2 separate regions of the Mus musculus genome follow, and region 1 is linked to region 2. A link is a loop called in an ENCODE intact Hi-C map of the cell type or tissue named here. Cell type or tissue: gastrocnemius. All regions are shown on one strand. Links, peaks and the distances in the headings refer to the core of each region. The heading gives the core; the rest is flanking DNA.

Region 1 (8,347 bases), core at 24-8,023, 940 kb after region 2:
AGTCTTAAATCTGGTTTGAAACCCTATGATAATTGTTTTAAAAATTAGGTCACCAATCTGAGAAGTGATTCAGAAATATGTTGGCTTATGGAATGACTAGAAATGTGTAATTTTCAAATATAGCCTTGTGAGGTACTCTTTGCCCGGTATCAGGTATATACAATTCTCAGAATATTTGGAGCTACAGACAGGGTTTCCTGAACCTTTTCTCAGACAGACATGAGGTTGTCTTTGCTTTGCCATGGAATTATGCTATAATTTCCTGAAAATAAATAAATAAATCTCAAGAATCAAATGAGATATATTATGCAAAATAGAAAAACATAATAAAATGCAAAAAGCTTAATGTAGGCATCTGGCATCAAAACATCTCACTCCTCCTGAATTCCAGTAACGGGTTGACTTTTAGTTTCCTTTCCTTTCACGGACAATTAAGTTTTAACCAAGTACATGGCGGAAATGTCAATACTGGGCACAGTTTAACTGGAAGAGTCACCAGTGCTGCCTTTGATTAGATTCTTGTACAGTGCGCCCAGAATAGATATTCAATCTAAAGAGTGATAATATCTTTAATGCACCATTTATTATGGATTAACTAACAATCTGTTTATACTCAGTCATATCAATTGAGATAATCAAGTTCTAAGAGACAGAAAAATTGTGGCTTTTTTTTTCCTGGCCAAGAATAAGAGAATGTACTAGAATATTCTAGCATGTGCTAGAATAGCAGCTTTGGATATAGAGTTTGACTTTTATAACCTGGCCACCAGAGTCAGCTGATTTTGCTTTTTAGAATAGGTGTGCCTAATAAAACCTGATACATTCAGGATGACAGGATGGAAGGGCTTTCTGAAGTTAAAGGAGGAGGGCTAACAGCAGAAGGGTCTCAAGTGACTCCCATTAACTGTATCACCTCTAGGAAGGCACTGCTGCTCACTCTGAGCATTGGTGAGTAGCTGGAATAACAGGGACAACCTGTAAAGACTTACCAGATGGAGAGAATCGAAGTAGGGCATCAGTGCTTTCTTCTATGTAAGAAAAAGAAATGACCAGAGGCAGCAAATATGTGAAGACAACACCACCCCAAGAGGTAAAGCTCTAAAACTTTATGTGTATATCAAAGTGCGGTTTTTGATCACTGGATCTGTGTCTCCTAAGGACCAAAATTATTGCATATATTCTAGAGGGAATAAGATGTCTGTCTCCCACGGTTTACTTGAGTCTTTGAATAGTCTCCACTGAGATGCCACACTTCTCAAAGCCTGAGCAGTTCAGCAAGATAAATCAACTTCACTGACCACAAACTACACAAGAGAATATGGAGAATTAGCCTATACACATAAAGGTGAAACAGAAAAAGGAGCAGGAGCAGGGGGGAGGAAGAGGAAGAGAAGGAGGAAAACAAGAACAAGAACAACAAGAACTAGAACCACAAGTACAAGGAGAACAACAACTATGATCATAGTCTCTATAGTTCACAAGTATCTAAAGTCATCAGTAAAGGTCTGCCTGAACCTGTGTAGACTTTTGTATGACCGTGGTCCACCTTCTCCTTTCCCCTCTACTCTTTTAGTCCCATCTTCTGATTTCCTTGCCTGAATCTTCACTTCTTCTGTTCTCTCCCCTTTCTTCTCTCCTTCACTTTATCCATTCTGCTGTTGTTTTTTTTCTTATTGCTTGTCTCCCTCTTACTTTCTCTGGAATCCTAGTTGACCAATGGGAATCAGGGTCCCCTCCTCTGGTTAGGTCTGTCAGCAGATGAGAACATATGCACCATGGATCATGCATGGAACTTGCTGAACATAGTCTAAGAGCTGAATCTTACAAATTAATGACATAAGAAAATAAATGATTTAATAAGCAAAAGTCATATTAAAGCCACCAAGGTACGTTTTCTCATTCAAAACAAGAATTAGGCTATTTTATTCCTGATGAAATGATAGTATGTGACCAAAACAGTCAAAGACAAAGGAAGGGCAAAGTTCCTTTTAATTAACTGAAGTTGTCTTTCAGATATAAATGCATACAGAAAGCCACTCTATGATGTATGTATTAATGATGATACAAGTGGTTGCATTTAAAACCCATAATCTGAGGATTGCCCTCTCTGGCTCTGTGAATACTGAAATATTATTTCTACAATTGGGTTCAATGCCCAACATACGTTAAATGGTGCAAGGTGGTATCATGTCTCTAATCCTCACAAAAGAGAAATAGCACATAGAGGATTAAAAGGTGAAGACCAACCTCAATAGGCCAGCCTGGATGGCATGAGATCCTTTCTAGGCAAAGTAAACATACAGTACTAGTTACTGTAACACCTTCTTCCAATACTTGCTATTTTTTTTCCTTCAACTTTCTGAAAAGCTACTGTTCTTGAGAAGGAACAAGAAAGAGCTGTATATGCAGGTTCATAATGCTGGCTCCATTAACCACTCTACTCTATAAGCACAATGAAGTTAGACTTTCTCCAAAGCACCCCTTTGGCTTCTTGGGGTGTATATGGCCCCCGAGGGCTTTGTTTTAGTTCTGGTCTTGTGACTCACAGGTTCAACATGACATTCTCCTTATTCTGCTCCTGTCTTTGCTGTTTACAGAACAGCAATGAACACCTCTCCTGTTCCCAGCCTGAGTTAGCTCCAAGAATCTCATACTCTTCTTTATCTGTTCTTGGCTGACACATGGATTATCTCTTGTGTCAGCTGCAGTTGCCAGTGTGCCTTGGCAATGTGAACTAAGCTGAATTCATATGACTCTGAGAATAGAGTTGGCTTGAACTCCCTATTACCAAGGTTGCATCACAATCCAGTATATTCATACGCCTGAATGATCTGAGCACTGTTGAAGAATCAAATCCCATTTCCTTGTAATATACTGGCCTTCTATCCAGTCTCCACTTCTATCTATAAAACCACGTGTAGAAACACATGTTCACATAAACGTATATTGGTTTTGATTAAATGTTTATTCAACCGCCACCGTGTCTTATAGCTACCTATCATTCAGAAAAGAAAATGATTTCACAATTGTAAAGTGCTACCTGGTAGGTTGTCTCTATGCCTTTTCTTCAATGTTCCTTAATTTGTCACAGAAGAGTTTTGACTGAAAACTTTAAAATGTTTATTTAATTTTAAAAGCAGTCTAAATAAAACCATTTTGAATAATTTAAAGCATGTTTGGCATAAGAATGACACAAATAGGCATTAAAAAAAAATAACCCTCAGGCACCTGCATATGACCTCAACTATGCTATTTTTCCCTCCTTGCATTTATGACTTCTATCAGCATTTCCCAGATTTTCCTCTTCCTGTAAACATGAGCTGCCAGACCATTTAAGGAAGTTAACTCAGAGCTGACTCTCCCAGGATCCTTGTTTTCAGAAGAAAAAGGCAAATCCTTTGCCCTAGTTGCCCCTGCCCCCACTCCACTCCACCCCACTCCACCCCACCCCACCCCGCATACCAAATCCAAATAGCTCTTGGGACAGGACAAACCCACTGTAAGAAGTAAACACTTAACAGGAAGTCTCACATAGCAACAGTCTCCAGGCACTAGAGGCATGAGTCATGCTGAGCACGCGGACCACAGCGCCTCTCCAGGGTTTACCAAGCTCTGACTCAAGAGTGGAGTCCAATTACAGAGACATTTCACAGGGCTCAGCACACTGGTGATGTCAGCTGATCCAGTTACAGTTGGGGGATCAGCAGGATTCAAACAAGAGGAGTGTTCATTCAGAGTTCCAGTCAGAGATTCCAGAGGCCCTGCCAAGTAAATGGAGGTTGCAATGAAAAAGCCACCTATAATAGAAAGTACTGGAAGTCCCGCTTAGCTGTTGCCTCAGGAGCAAACGGATCCCTGTCATTATGCGATTTGTCACTTCAGGGTAGTGTAGGGAACACCAGACTAGGTTTCACTGACTTCTTGGCTTTCTTGACATCTATGTGTTAAAAGATCTGCTGGAGGAAAGGGTCTATTTTTACTCATCATTGCTTCTCCATCTGTTTGCTATTTTCTATAAACAGAGATTAGCGTCCTGCGCGTGAGCCTATTTTAATCAGCGAACTAGCAGAGCCAAAGAGTAACAGGACGATATGAACATTCTGTTTCACAACAGAGCTTGCAATTCCTGAAGGACCTTCAAGCTATTCAAAAGAGGACAGCTTTAAAAACAATAACCGTGAAGGAGCATTACATCAACTTTAATGAATACATTTAATGAGTAATACATATATATCAAGCACAAATATATATATATATATATATATATATATATATATATATATGTGTGTGTGTGTGTGTGTGTGTGTGTGTGTGTGTGTGTGTATGTGTATACACATGCACAGACACACACACATATACACACACACAATCTTAGGAAAAATATTCTCAAAAAATTCTTACCATACTTTTTTGTTCTGTTCTCTTTCTATATGCTTTAAGAGCAATTTATGAATAAAAGCCCACAATAATACTGTGCTGAACACAGACTGATCTCACATTCTTAAATAAAGATACTTGTGTTATGTGTTCTTAAGATGTCCATACAAAAACCCAGAAGAAAAGGTATCTCAAAGTAGAAGGATTGCTGAAAGGGAAATACAAAGTCTTGTGGAAAGTACATAAAAATTGCTGAAATGTAACAACTGGCACTGTGGGTAAAGTGAAGTGACTTTTGCAGAAACATCTTCACCACCACACACATGAGTGAGCATCTAGAACCCTGCTAAATCATCATCTTTCTAATGGATGAGTGTGTAATGTGTAACTGGTGGGTTTTGTTAAGAACATAAGAAACGAATGTTGTTCTCTCTTGCGTAAGTGATGTCCTGTGTCTAGAAATGTCAGTGTTTAGCCTTAAGTGCTAAAGCTCTGTTTCTTTTTTTTATAATTAGGTATTTTCCTCGTTTACATTTTCAATGCTATCCCAAAGGTCCCCCATACCCACCCCCCCAATCCCCTACCCACCCACTCCCCCTTTTTGGCCCTGGCGTTCCCCTGTACTGGGGCATATAAAGTTTGCAAGTCCAATGGGCCTCTATTTGCAGTGGTGGCCGACTAGGCCATCTTTTGATACATATGCAGCTAAAGACAAGAGCTCCCGGGTACTGGTTAGTTCATATTGTTGTTCCACCTATAGGGTTGCAGTTCCCTTTAGCTCCTTGGGTAATTTCTCTAGCTCCTCCATTGGGGGCCGTGGGACCCATCCAATAGCTGACTGTGATCATCCACTTCTGTGTTTGCTAGACCCCGGCATAGTCTCACAAGAGAGAGCTATATCTGGGTCCTTTCAGCAAAATCTTGCTAGTGTATGCAATGGTGTCAGCGTTTGGAAGCTGATTATGGGATGGATCCCTGCATATGGCAATCACTAGATGGTCCATCCTTTCGTCACAGCTCCAAATTTTGTCTCTGTAACTCCTTCCATGGGTGTTTTGTTCCCATTTCTAAGAAAGGGTAAAGTGTCCACACTTTGGTCTTCGTTCTTCTTGAATTTCATTTGTTTGGCAAGTTGTATCTTATATCTTGGGTATCCTAAGTTTCTGGGCTAATATCCACTTATCAGTGAGTACATATTGTGTGAGTTCCTTTGTGATTGGGTTACTTCACTCAGGATGATACCCTCCAGGTCCATCCATTTGCCTAGGAATTTCATAAATTCATTTTTTTAAATAGCTGAGTAGTACTCCATTGTGTAAATGTACCACATTTTCTGTATCCATTCCTCTGTTGAGGGGCATCTGGGTTCTTTCCAGCTTCTGGCTATTATAAACAAGGCTGCTATGAACATAGTGGAGCATGTGTTCTTCTTACCGGTTGGGACATCTTCTGGATATATTCCCAGGAGAGGTATTGCGGGATCCTCCGGTAGTACTATGTCCAATTTTCTGAGGAACCGCCAGACTGATTTCCAGAGTGGTTGTACAAGTAAAGCTCTGTTTCTGTTTCACAAGCTTATTACTTTGTCTCAGTCATTTTTCATATCTTATTTTTCTTTTTAAAATTAGCTTACAAGGGAATAGGATCACATATGGGGACTTTGTAAGTATGCCATTTAGGTTGATTCTCCCTCCACACTCCTCCCTCATTTCCCTCTTCCCCATTTCTGATCTACAAGCTGACCTCTATCTCAGTAACATACAGTCTTCAGAATTATAGATTTACAAGGGTTTTTTTTTAAGATTTTATTTTAAGGTTTTTTAAAGAGTCTTTACCATTTTAACCATTTTTAGGTTTAATGCAAGTTTAATTAAAAAAAAACCACCAGGATTATTTTTTCATTGGTAAATAAATTCATCCAATAACAAACTATAAGTGAAAAATAAAAGACACCAGTATTGCAAAATAAATTTTAAAATAATTTGATATTCTGCTCTATTTTATTTATGGAAGAATGTATCAGGAAATTTATTATTTTAAAGTCTACATTTAAGTGCTTTCCAGGACATAAACAGTTTATAACATCTATAAATATGCAAATATATTTAAATTGCACACAATGTCCTCATAGCTACTAATAGTAACTTTTTTCTATGATTTTCTCTAAAGCTCTGGCTAATTAATCTACTTTTTGCTTGTGAGCATATTGTCTGTGGCAACTTTACATTTCTAGAGTCTTTTTCATTATACAAAACTTTCATTAAGGTTTATTTATTGATCCAATCTCCATTTAGTTCTATCACCTGCTCCCTTCTCCAGGGTTTAAGAGTCAGGCTCCCTGATGCTGCCCATCCACGCAGCCTTCCCAACCCCTAGATCTAGCCGGATCTCACATCCATTTTCCTGACCACGTATGCCATCCAACACCACCCCTGGCCTATTCCATAACCAATCTCTAGGCTCCCAACGGAATTCACCCTGCCTACCCCACAGCTCATAGGCACCTTCTTCATCATCCAACCTTTCCACCAATTTTCAGAGACATCTCTACATGCCAGATGTACAAGAGGCACATCCTGACTTCATTTGTCACAATCCATATGCAACCTTTGTGCCTAAAGCCCCTGTATAAACTTGCTTCTATTCTGACATAGTCCCTGCATCTAAGATTAGAACTAAGGAAGTCCACAGATCTCATTGTAAAAATATGATCAATATAAAAGAATAAAATCAAGTATCTTCTCTCTAAAGTCAACATATCCCATAAAAATGTTTGCCAATGAGAATTGTCTATATGAGACTGAGGACACAGAATTTAATAGAAAAAAATATGAACATCATTAAAGAATTAACTAAAGTAAAGAACTAAAGAAAACAAGAAAAAAACAACTCAATGAAATTAAAGAGAGAGAAATTAAGGAGAATAAATGCTCAAGAACTGCCCAGGAAAACTCAGACAGAAGGATCATGGGAAACACAATCCAGAAACTGAGAATCAGTCCAATAAGAGGGAATGCATGCGTGACACTGGAAACCTACCAGCTAACCAGGTATTCTGAGGTCATAGATCTCAAAGAAGAACCTACAGTTGCCACTTTAGTAAGCCAACATAATTCCTGTCTACATTCTAATTATCTGCCTTTAGACCCATAAATGTAGTCCTCATTATTCATGAGAAAAATTGATCTTTGAAACAAACACAATTACAGAAAAACTGCAGCCAATCAAACATAGAGTTGTTGAACACAGTCCCCACAGATACATCTATAAAAAACACTCTCACCTAAGGCTCTGAAAACATTGCAGAAGGGTTAGAAAGATTGAAAGAGCAAAAAGGCCAGAATGTTTTCGGTGAGATTGTATCCCCTAGTAAAGTTAGAAACTATATCCAGAAAATGTCACTAACATCACTGTCTAAACATGTGCTGAACAAGGACAACAAAAATGGACATGGGGAAAGACTAGGTAACCTCAACTCTATAAAAAGATCTTCAGGCAGCCAAGAATTCACCAGTTGGTTATCCAATTCCAAACAATCAGCCCTAAAAAAATACATACAAGTAACATGATACAAACTGAGCTTGATATGTTGAGGAATATGTATATATTTATGTTTGTATGTTATACACACACACACACACACACACACACACACATATATATATATGCGCATGTGTTTATCTGTGTGTGTATCTTAGTCAGGGTTTGTATTTCTGCATAAAACATCATGACCAAGAAGCAAGTTGGGAAAAAAAAATGGTTTATTCAGCTTGTACTTCCACATTGCTATTCATCACCAAAGGAAGTAAGAACAGGAACTCACACAGGGCAGAAACTTAGAGGTAGGGGCTAATGCAGAGGTTATGGAGGGATGCTGCTTACAGGATTGCTTCCCCTGACTTGCTCAGCTTGCTTTCTTATAAAATCTAGGACTACTAGCCCAGGGATGGCCCCACCCACAATGGGCCCT
Region 2 (8,347 bases), core at 302-8,301:
GTAATGTTCTCTGCCCTCCTGCACTGGCTCAGGTTGAGGTGGCATGTTGTAACTGAGAGTGTTCTCTTGAAATGCTCATTGTCTCCATCTCTATCAAAGGTCATAAAGGCAATAAGAGGAATGGAGGCAGATTACATATGAAGTCTGAGAATTAAATCAAAAGTAGAGAATAGACGAAAATTCATCCTTCAGACAGCCAATAAAACACCTGCTTCATAATGCTCCCTCACATCTGTGAGGCATGCATTCTATGACCTTTGAAAATACCCAACTTTGCAAATTCAATTGTAATATATAATTTCCACCTAAAATGCAATAAAATTTAAGTGACCTCTTTACATCATTAATGCTTTTTTCCAAAAGGAAGAAAGTAATTTATAAAGCTGTGAAAATATGGCCTCGCTGGAGCCTTGCTGAAACTATTCACAAATCACTGCCATTGGTTTGTTCTGGTCTCTGCCTTACAATGTTCTAAGCCTTACATTGGAGCTACTGTTGAATTCAACAGCTCATCCTTTACTCCCCATCTCTCTTCTGCCTCAGCTAGCATGCTATTGTCATTTACAGCAGAAGGATAAGATTATTTTGAAATTGCAAGATCCCAGGTCAAATGGTTTCCAGCAGTTTCATAGACCTCAGCACTGGCCTATAGACAAAAGCTAAGAGAGTCTCACCTGCCTGCAAAGGTAATGTTCCAGAAACTTCTGTGGGCCTCTGCTCTCTTACAGAACAAAAAAGTCACCAGCATTTCCTGTGAGTTTAAGAACATACTAAGGCGGTTCTGTGAAGAGAACGTGTGCTGTATAAGTGTGAGAACTTGTGTTTGGTCACCAGGACCCTTGTAAAAGCAGAGTATTGAAGCATAGATCTGTAGCCCTGAAGCTTGGTGAGGAGAGAGAGGTAACAGAAGACCTTGGGGGCGTTCAATTGAGCCAGTCATTCTAGGTAAAATGTCAAGCTCCATGCATAGTGAGAAGGCTGTCTCACCCACTAAGGTTGAGTGTGATAAAAGAAGATACTGAGCATTGACCGTGGCCTTTTCATGTGCACACATGAGGTACAACACCCTCACACAAATGTGAACACACACACACACACACACACACACAATATGATCTCAGTACTCACATTGGTATTGTGGAGAAGCAAATGAGGAAGTAGGGGGAGGGGCTAGGAACACAGTCCAGGAAGAGACAACTGTTGGAAGATCAAGGAGTGTTGTGTAATGCAGAGTCCACATATATTGGAAAGTCGAATCTGCCACATTTAATGATGGAATGGATAGGAGGTGTAAAACATAGGGGGACTCATGGCAAGTTTTTAGGCTACGGCATTCTGTGAATTGTCTAGGACTTGGTACAAAGAACCCCATTTGACATCTGAGATTTTGAAGGTTTACATGGATTGTATAATTTGTTCAAAGTGATGTCTTGCACATGTAGAACACTGAACCCAGGCTTCTCAGATTCCCAAATCTAAGCTCTTTCTCTATGCAACTTCACTTCATTTTCAAGTTTGTCCCAATATTTACAATGTAGAGAACTTTCTCTTTCATTTCCCAAGACTTGCTGTGTAACACTGAAGAACCACTAAGAAAAGTGTTAAATCATCTCTTTGTATCTTTGATCTGGGGCCAGTCAAATTCTCTGTAGTTCCTGTGCTCTGGAGTTACATACAGAGAATATAAATATAGGTACCAGAGTCAGCCATGTGCTTGCAGACCCATAGCTTTGGCGAACAAGTCACAGCCTGTATCTCGTAGGCTACTTCCAGATGCCATGCTCTAGCCTTTGTTGTTCTGCAGACCCTAAATCACGTTTGCTCAATTTTACATTCCTAGAGTTCATTTTCAAATGCATACCCCTACCATATCAGCATAGAGACAGACAAAATTATTTGTGGGTTTAAAATGCTTAGCTGGGAAACACATTGCCCTAGCAGTTGTCAAATTATTAGTGTTGTCTGATCATGCTTTCTAAACATTTCTTCATTGAGCATATTGAGGACTATTTATGCATTTGTCTGTCTGATTGTCTGTCTGTCTGTCTATTATCTATCTGCCTATTATCTATCATCTACCTGTCTATCAAACATCCATTATCTGCCGTCTCTTTACTCTCTATGTGTCACCTATTTACCATCTCTCTCTCTTTCTATTACACATCTATTTATCTATTTGATCATCTATTGTTTCTCATCTATTTACTAATCATTTTATTATGTATTAATGTCAACTCTTATCTATTGATTAATCAATAGATCTATAATCACATCTATCAACATATGTTGATCAATTGGTCTATCATTTGTCAGTTTTCTACTTATTATCTATTGGTGTACATTCATATTTACCTGTTCATATTGATCTGTGTGGAAATGATACAACAAAAGAGCATTTAAAAACAACTTATTTATTTATGATTGGTGTAAGTTTTCTTTTAGCCTCTAACCACTTCTTCAAAGTCCACCAAAAATGAAGGCCAAGAGGCAGTGAACATATCTCAGTTGGCAGAGTACTTGCCTAGCACGCATAAAGTCCTGAGTTCAAACCCTAGGACTAGAAAGCCAAGCATTTCACAGTGCTGATTCTAGAAGTTGGATGAATAAGAAGTTCAAGTGATCCTAGACTACCAAGTTCAAAGGGCCATGTAAGACTCCTTTAAAATAATAAAAAACAAATCACCAAATAAACCAACAAAAGCTTTAAACAAAGCCAAATCTAGGACCCCTGTCTTAGTGCATAGACAGTTAAAATAACAAAGCATCAGTGTGTGACAACGGATGTCTTATCATAGCATCTCATGCTGACTGTTAATTCGACAGATGCTTGCTGAAGCTCTGGTAAATATCAGGCATAGGAATTCTCAATATCAGGAATTGAGAATTCAAAAAAATCCATTTCAGGTCCTCGAAGAAGCCACATGACTAATCAGTTGAGGTGAAATATGTGTCTTTCAAATATAATAAGAACTAATTGCCAATTCTGAGAATACTGAAGGCTGCCTAGGTCCCTTTCCAAGAAGCATGTTATCTGATGAGCATGTTTATTCTCTGGTCTCTGGTGTCCAGACCACATTCTCTAGGGCTTTTCCTTCACAGACAATAACAGTCTCCAAGGGATTATCCTGTGTGTATATTTGTGCTTTTCAGTGTCTGCCATGGCACTCTGTGGCTCTGTGATGTAAACACTTATCTTCAGGTCATGTGATTTGGTCTCCTCAGAGCCACAACATTGTCCTGGCAACAGCTTTGATAGTAGGGTAAGTAAACTGATTTATAGACTCTATCTGAAGCAGCACACATCAGGAACATTTATCATATTCTAGATGTAGTTGTAGATGAAGTTGACCTAGGTAGTTCCAGGGAGGCAAACATTTGAAATGAGTCCCGGAAACGTTTTTCATCTTGAATTGGCATTGAAATATACGGATCGGATGTCTTGGCTTATGTCTACGGGCTGTTCATAGGGTTAATTCTATTATGGAATGGCACTATTCTGTTTCTCTGCCCAGTGTGTCTAAAGTTACCTTCTGTAATGGGTAGTATACAGCTTTGGCCACCAGATGTAACTGTCCCTGACTTGAGCCGTAACAATAGCTCCAACCTCACTTGCGAAGAGCAACCAAAACAAGCTGAGGAAAACGCTTCCTTGCCGAAAGAACACGTGTTCCAGAACGCGAGCTGCAGCAGACAGGCTACGTTCTTCTGCAGTTGACATTCTTTCCCCACTGACTTATTTTTACTTTCTGTTTGACTTGGCTTGCTTTTCTTTTTCCCTAAACGGTTTCTTCAGTCCTTCCTCCCTGGTAGGGTTTCCAGAGTGAAAGTCCTTTCTGCCCACACTTCGCAGAACTCAATGCAGACTCTTGTCCAGGGTCACTTGACGTCAAGGCTGACTTTTAAGTTTGCCAGAAAGACGATCTTTAGGGAACAGTTGACACCATCACTTTCTCTCTTTAGCATACAGCTACAAGCTGCCGAAGTTTATAGTTTACAAATTGCATTTCTAAACAATTTAATAAAAGGAAGACAAGAGGAGACTTTGAACACTGACAACTAACTCTTTTAAAAGACTTTTAACATCAGCATGTGTTAATTCATTACTCACTCCTCTCCCTCTCTCCTTGAGTTTTAAAATGCTTTAAACATTCCATTGCTTTTAGAATGCATACTTAAAAATCATTTATTTCTATCCCCTGAGATCATTCTATATTGTTTACTTTGTATGCTTGGATGATGTGCCCTCTGGATCTTAATAAAATCTACTTGAAAGCTTACATTGTGCTTATTTATAATTTTGAGTCTGTAGAAATTTCTCCGTTTAACAATAACTTTCTTGACTCTGTTCTCTGACATAAAAAATGGTTCTTGAAACCTTCTCTCTTCTCTTACTATTTAATCCATCCCATGACACCTTTTCCCCCTCCCTTTATTTTTTTTAACAGCCTGTCACTGAGTATTTGTTTACCAAATGTTACTTTTCTTGGATAAAATCTATTTTTGAGGCCTGCAAAAGCCAACAACTGTTTGATGCTGTCAGGCTTCGCTTTTATTTATGCATGAATAACATAAATAACTTGAAAATGACCCTAGCCTGTTTTTCTCAGATTTAGAGAGAGAGAAAAAAGTGCTTCCGGGCAATGTTTATGCCAAACCTCCTCATGCCAACTTTCCGGTTTTGGTGCCAACTGGTGTTTACAGCCAAGTTGTAAACCTTTGGTAAACACGACCCGTAATAAAAAGGCCAAGACAACCTGAACCAGGGCACTAAGGAATGGGTGTAAGTTTACTCTAAGACCAAAATTCTAACAGGAACAGAAGTGGGGAGTCAGCCAACTATGAAGTGCTCTCTCCAACCCACTGTAGCATGGAGAATACACAAATGATGGGTTTGTCTGCTAAGATCCCATTAACCCCACTTAGGCATTTTATTGGTTTCCTTTGCCACTGATTCAGAGAAGCCCAGTGATAAATTCAAAGTACCAGCTTTTATGTTGCCCAGTGGTTTGTTGTTGTTTGTTTGTTTGGTTGGTTGGTTGGTTGGGTTTGGTTTTGAATGTAAACTCTAACCAGGAGTAGAGATAAGAGCCTTAGCCTTGAGATGCTGTGTTATGTTGATAAGGACTGGCCAGAGTGCTTAAGAAAGAATCAATAGGCCCTTTTAAAATAAATTCAGAGATACCCATCCATGCCTACATTTTTTGAGTATGATGTATTCTGTATGTTGTTTATAAAACGCAAAGAAAAATATGTTCTTTATTATTTTTATTATTACTATTACTGCTACTAGTAGTACTATTCTCTCATATATCTCATTTATTTCCCCCTTCCACCCAGTCTTCCCTCCTTTCCCTTCTCCAGATCTACTTCTCCATTTCCCTTCCGAAGAGGGCAGGCCTCCCAGGGATATCAACCAAAGGTGCCATATTCAGTTGCAATACTATGAGGCACCTCCTACTTTGTTAGGATTCTATTTAGTGTGTGTGTGTGTGTGTGTGTGTGTGTGTGTGTGTGTGTGTGTATGTGTATGTGTGTGTGTGTGTGTGTGTGTGTGTGTGTGTGGTATGTGTGTATGTGTTTGTGTGCATGTTTGGAGGTATGCACAAATTTGTGCCTGTACATGTGCCTATGTGAGCATGTAGAGATTAGAAATCTATGAGGTTGTGTTCCCTCGTCACTTTCCCCTTATTTTATAGAGACAGGTCTCTCATTGGACCTGGAAGCAGACTGTCTGGCAAGAAAGCCCCAGGGAGCCTCCTGTCTCTACCTACCTAGAACAGCAGCCTCCATGAGAGATTTTTATGTAAGTTCTGGATATCTAATTCAGGTCTTCACGCTTGAGGGAAGTACTCTACACACTGATTGCTTCACTGCCTCAGAGCCTTATTTATGATTCTGTATAAGTAGTTTATTTCCTTGGAGTGAGACCCAGGCGTCTAATTGGCCTCCAAAATTGAGCAGGGACATCTACTTCTCTTTAAAGTCTTCATCTCTGAGTCTTTCCTGGATTCTAAGTCCCGTGACCTGATTCATAGCTCCTGAGTTGCTGGTGGTTCTGGTTCTGGTTACCATGACCTGGTTCTGTAACCAAAACTGGTTTGGGGGGCCTGGTCCTATGTCCCAGTCCAATGACCTGGCTGATTCTCAATCCTGGTTCTTTGACTAGCCATGAGTCCAGGTCCTGTTACTGGCTTCTTGTCCTGGTCTAGTTTCTGCTGGCCCTGTGTCTTAGTCAAGATCCTGGCTCTGTGTTTTGGTCCTACCCTTGGCACTAAATCTTAGTTCAGCTCATTGTCCTGTGTCCTGGTCTTGTTTCTGGTCTGTGTTTTAGTCCAGATGTTGGCCATGTGTTTTGGTCATGCTTTTAACCCAGTGTTCTGTTTCTTTTCCTGTTCCTGGGTGCTGTGATTGGGTTTTAATTTCTGGTCCTAGATCCCAGATACTGGGAAGTGTGTACTTCGATGTTGTCTCCAGCCTCATTTGTAAAGAGGCACTGGCTCACTCTTCTGAGCTTTCCAGCAGCGGGAGAGGGTTTCTTAGGCTGCCTAGCCTCTATACCCTGAGCAAGCAATTGCCTCTACCTTAGGCTCCACCAACCACCAAAATTCAGACTCCTCTTCCCCACAGCTTCATCTGCACTTACAGTTATTACCATAAGTCTGTAGGCTTCAGTTAATCTGCCTAGGAAAAAAAAATCCTGGCCATTTTATTCTTTACCACCTGGGGATTTTTACATGGAGAAAAACAGGATCAGCTTTTGCCTTTCAATTTCAACCAATCAGTCATCACATTCATTGAAAGATGCCTGCTGTCCAATGCGGTGACCCTTCTTGTTCAAATTGAAGCCTTACTCATAATCTGCAGAACAGACTCCAGGCGTCCTGTGTGAGAATGTGGGGGCAGTCTACTTTGTTGTTAAATATGGCACAGTATAAGAAAAACGAAACAGAAAGGGGCTAACTTTTGGAGGCTCAACTGCCCTTTCTTGCAGAGAGTCATGGAAGTAACCTTAACTGCCCTGCCCGTGAGTTCAAACAGCTGAGGAACAGAGAGAGCTGTGAGAGGCATGACACTGTTCATTCTGCACAGACTGATAGACAATCTTTCTACTTGAATGCTTACGGTTTATATAATATAGGGATATATTATAGGACATGTTCCCAGAAGTTCTGGAATGAAGAACAATTAGAACTGAGCATTGGCAAAGTGGCAACCTAGCAGACAAACACTGAATGAGTGCCCAGACACCTAGAACAGCTGTCATTATGGAAACAAAGTGTGCAGTGCCCAGGACTCAGTGACTGGTAGGATCTGGGGGTGGATGGTGGAGAGATGTTGGTCAGAGGTAGACACTTCAATTATAGGATGAGTATGTTGCAGAGAAATAATGTTTGAGATACTGACTCTGGTTAATAATAGTGGCATGGGAGCCAGCAAGAAGGCTCAGTGGGTAAAGTACTTGTTGTACAAGCCTGATGATGTTAGTTCAATCTGGATTCCACATCCCCCAGTGGGAGCAGAGAACATAGTCTCAAAAGTTGTCCTCCCACTTCCACGTGCATGTCCACACTCACAAATGTGCTATGCACTACTATTAACAAAAATTTAAGAGATAGTATATGATGTCCTTGAAGTTTGCTAAAAGGCTGGATTTTATGTGTTCTTGTTCTACACACACATGCACAAAGTTAATACTATAAAAGAATAGATGTACTAATTGGCTGGATTGTGGTAATCTTTTCATATATATATATATATACATATATATATATATATATATACATATATATATATATATGTATCATATTGTTTATCTTGACTGCATAATTTTTATTAAGTATATCTCAAAAACTTGCATATATCTTTTAGAGTAGGGTGTGTTACTATTATAATTCTATAACCCTAGCACCAGAGGGACTGATCCAGCAGAATTGTAACTTTGAAGCCATCCTGGTCTACTTTAACCTCAGTGGAGTATGAAGACTGCTAGAAAATTTATCAAGATGGATGAGTGTTTGATAGAATGTCCTCAAAGTCCAAAGATGCTGCTGTCACCGGGAAGGGGCTTGATTGGTTTTATAACAAGGAACAATCTTTCCATTCCTCTGCTGTTTCTAGTGTATGATTCTGCCCCGTTGGAACCAGCTGTGGAGGTGCTGGGGTGGCTGCTGCTTCTGTCCAATAACAGAAAGACTTCAAAAGGGGATGTCTGATTCAGGCAGCAACAAACAAATGCTTCACATGCCCTTTGCTGAGCTCCTCAGAGTCTGAAGTCTCTGGGGCTGATTTAAAAGCTAGTTCCTGTGGAAAGAATCCAGCCTGAAAGTTCTCTGAAAACAGTGGTGGA

The links. A loop is a pair of places that touch in the nucleus more often than their neighbours do. Peaks named below come from ENCODE experiments on the same cell type or tissue, not always from the same donor. Only the 100,000 strongest peaks of a DNase experiment are listed, where the experiment ranks them.
Region 1: it touches region 2 in a loop (18-fold over the local background); 3 of 42 quality-filtered maps call a loop at or near these places.

What each region holds. Positions count from the first base shown.
Region 1 is chr13:4,766,881-4,775,227 of GRCm38, reverse strand. No RefSeq gene overlaps it. Among named protein-coding and RNA genes, the nearest start is that of Gm40658, 45 kb to the right of the region's middle. In gastrocnemius, for the core only: a CTCF peak has its summit at 3,601; DNase peaks (open chromatin) are centred at 2,710, 3,629 and 4,007; H3K4me3 peaks cover 988 bases; H3K27ac peaks cover 4,763 bases.
Region 2 is chr13:5,709,767-5,718,113 of GRCm38, reverse strand. All of the region lies in intron 1 of Gm35330 (a long non-coding RNA gene), which reads left to right. Among named protein-coding and RNA genes, the nearest start is that of Gm35330, 11 kb to the left of the region's middle. In gastrocnemius, for the core only: no CTCF peak of the experiment used is centred there; a DNase peak (open chromatin) is centred at 4,692; H3K4me3 peaks cover 1,658 bases; H3K27ac peaks cover 5,170 bases.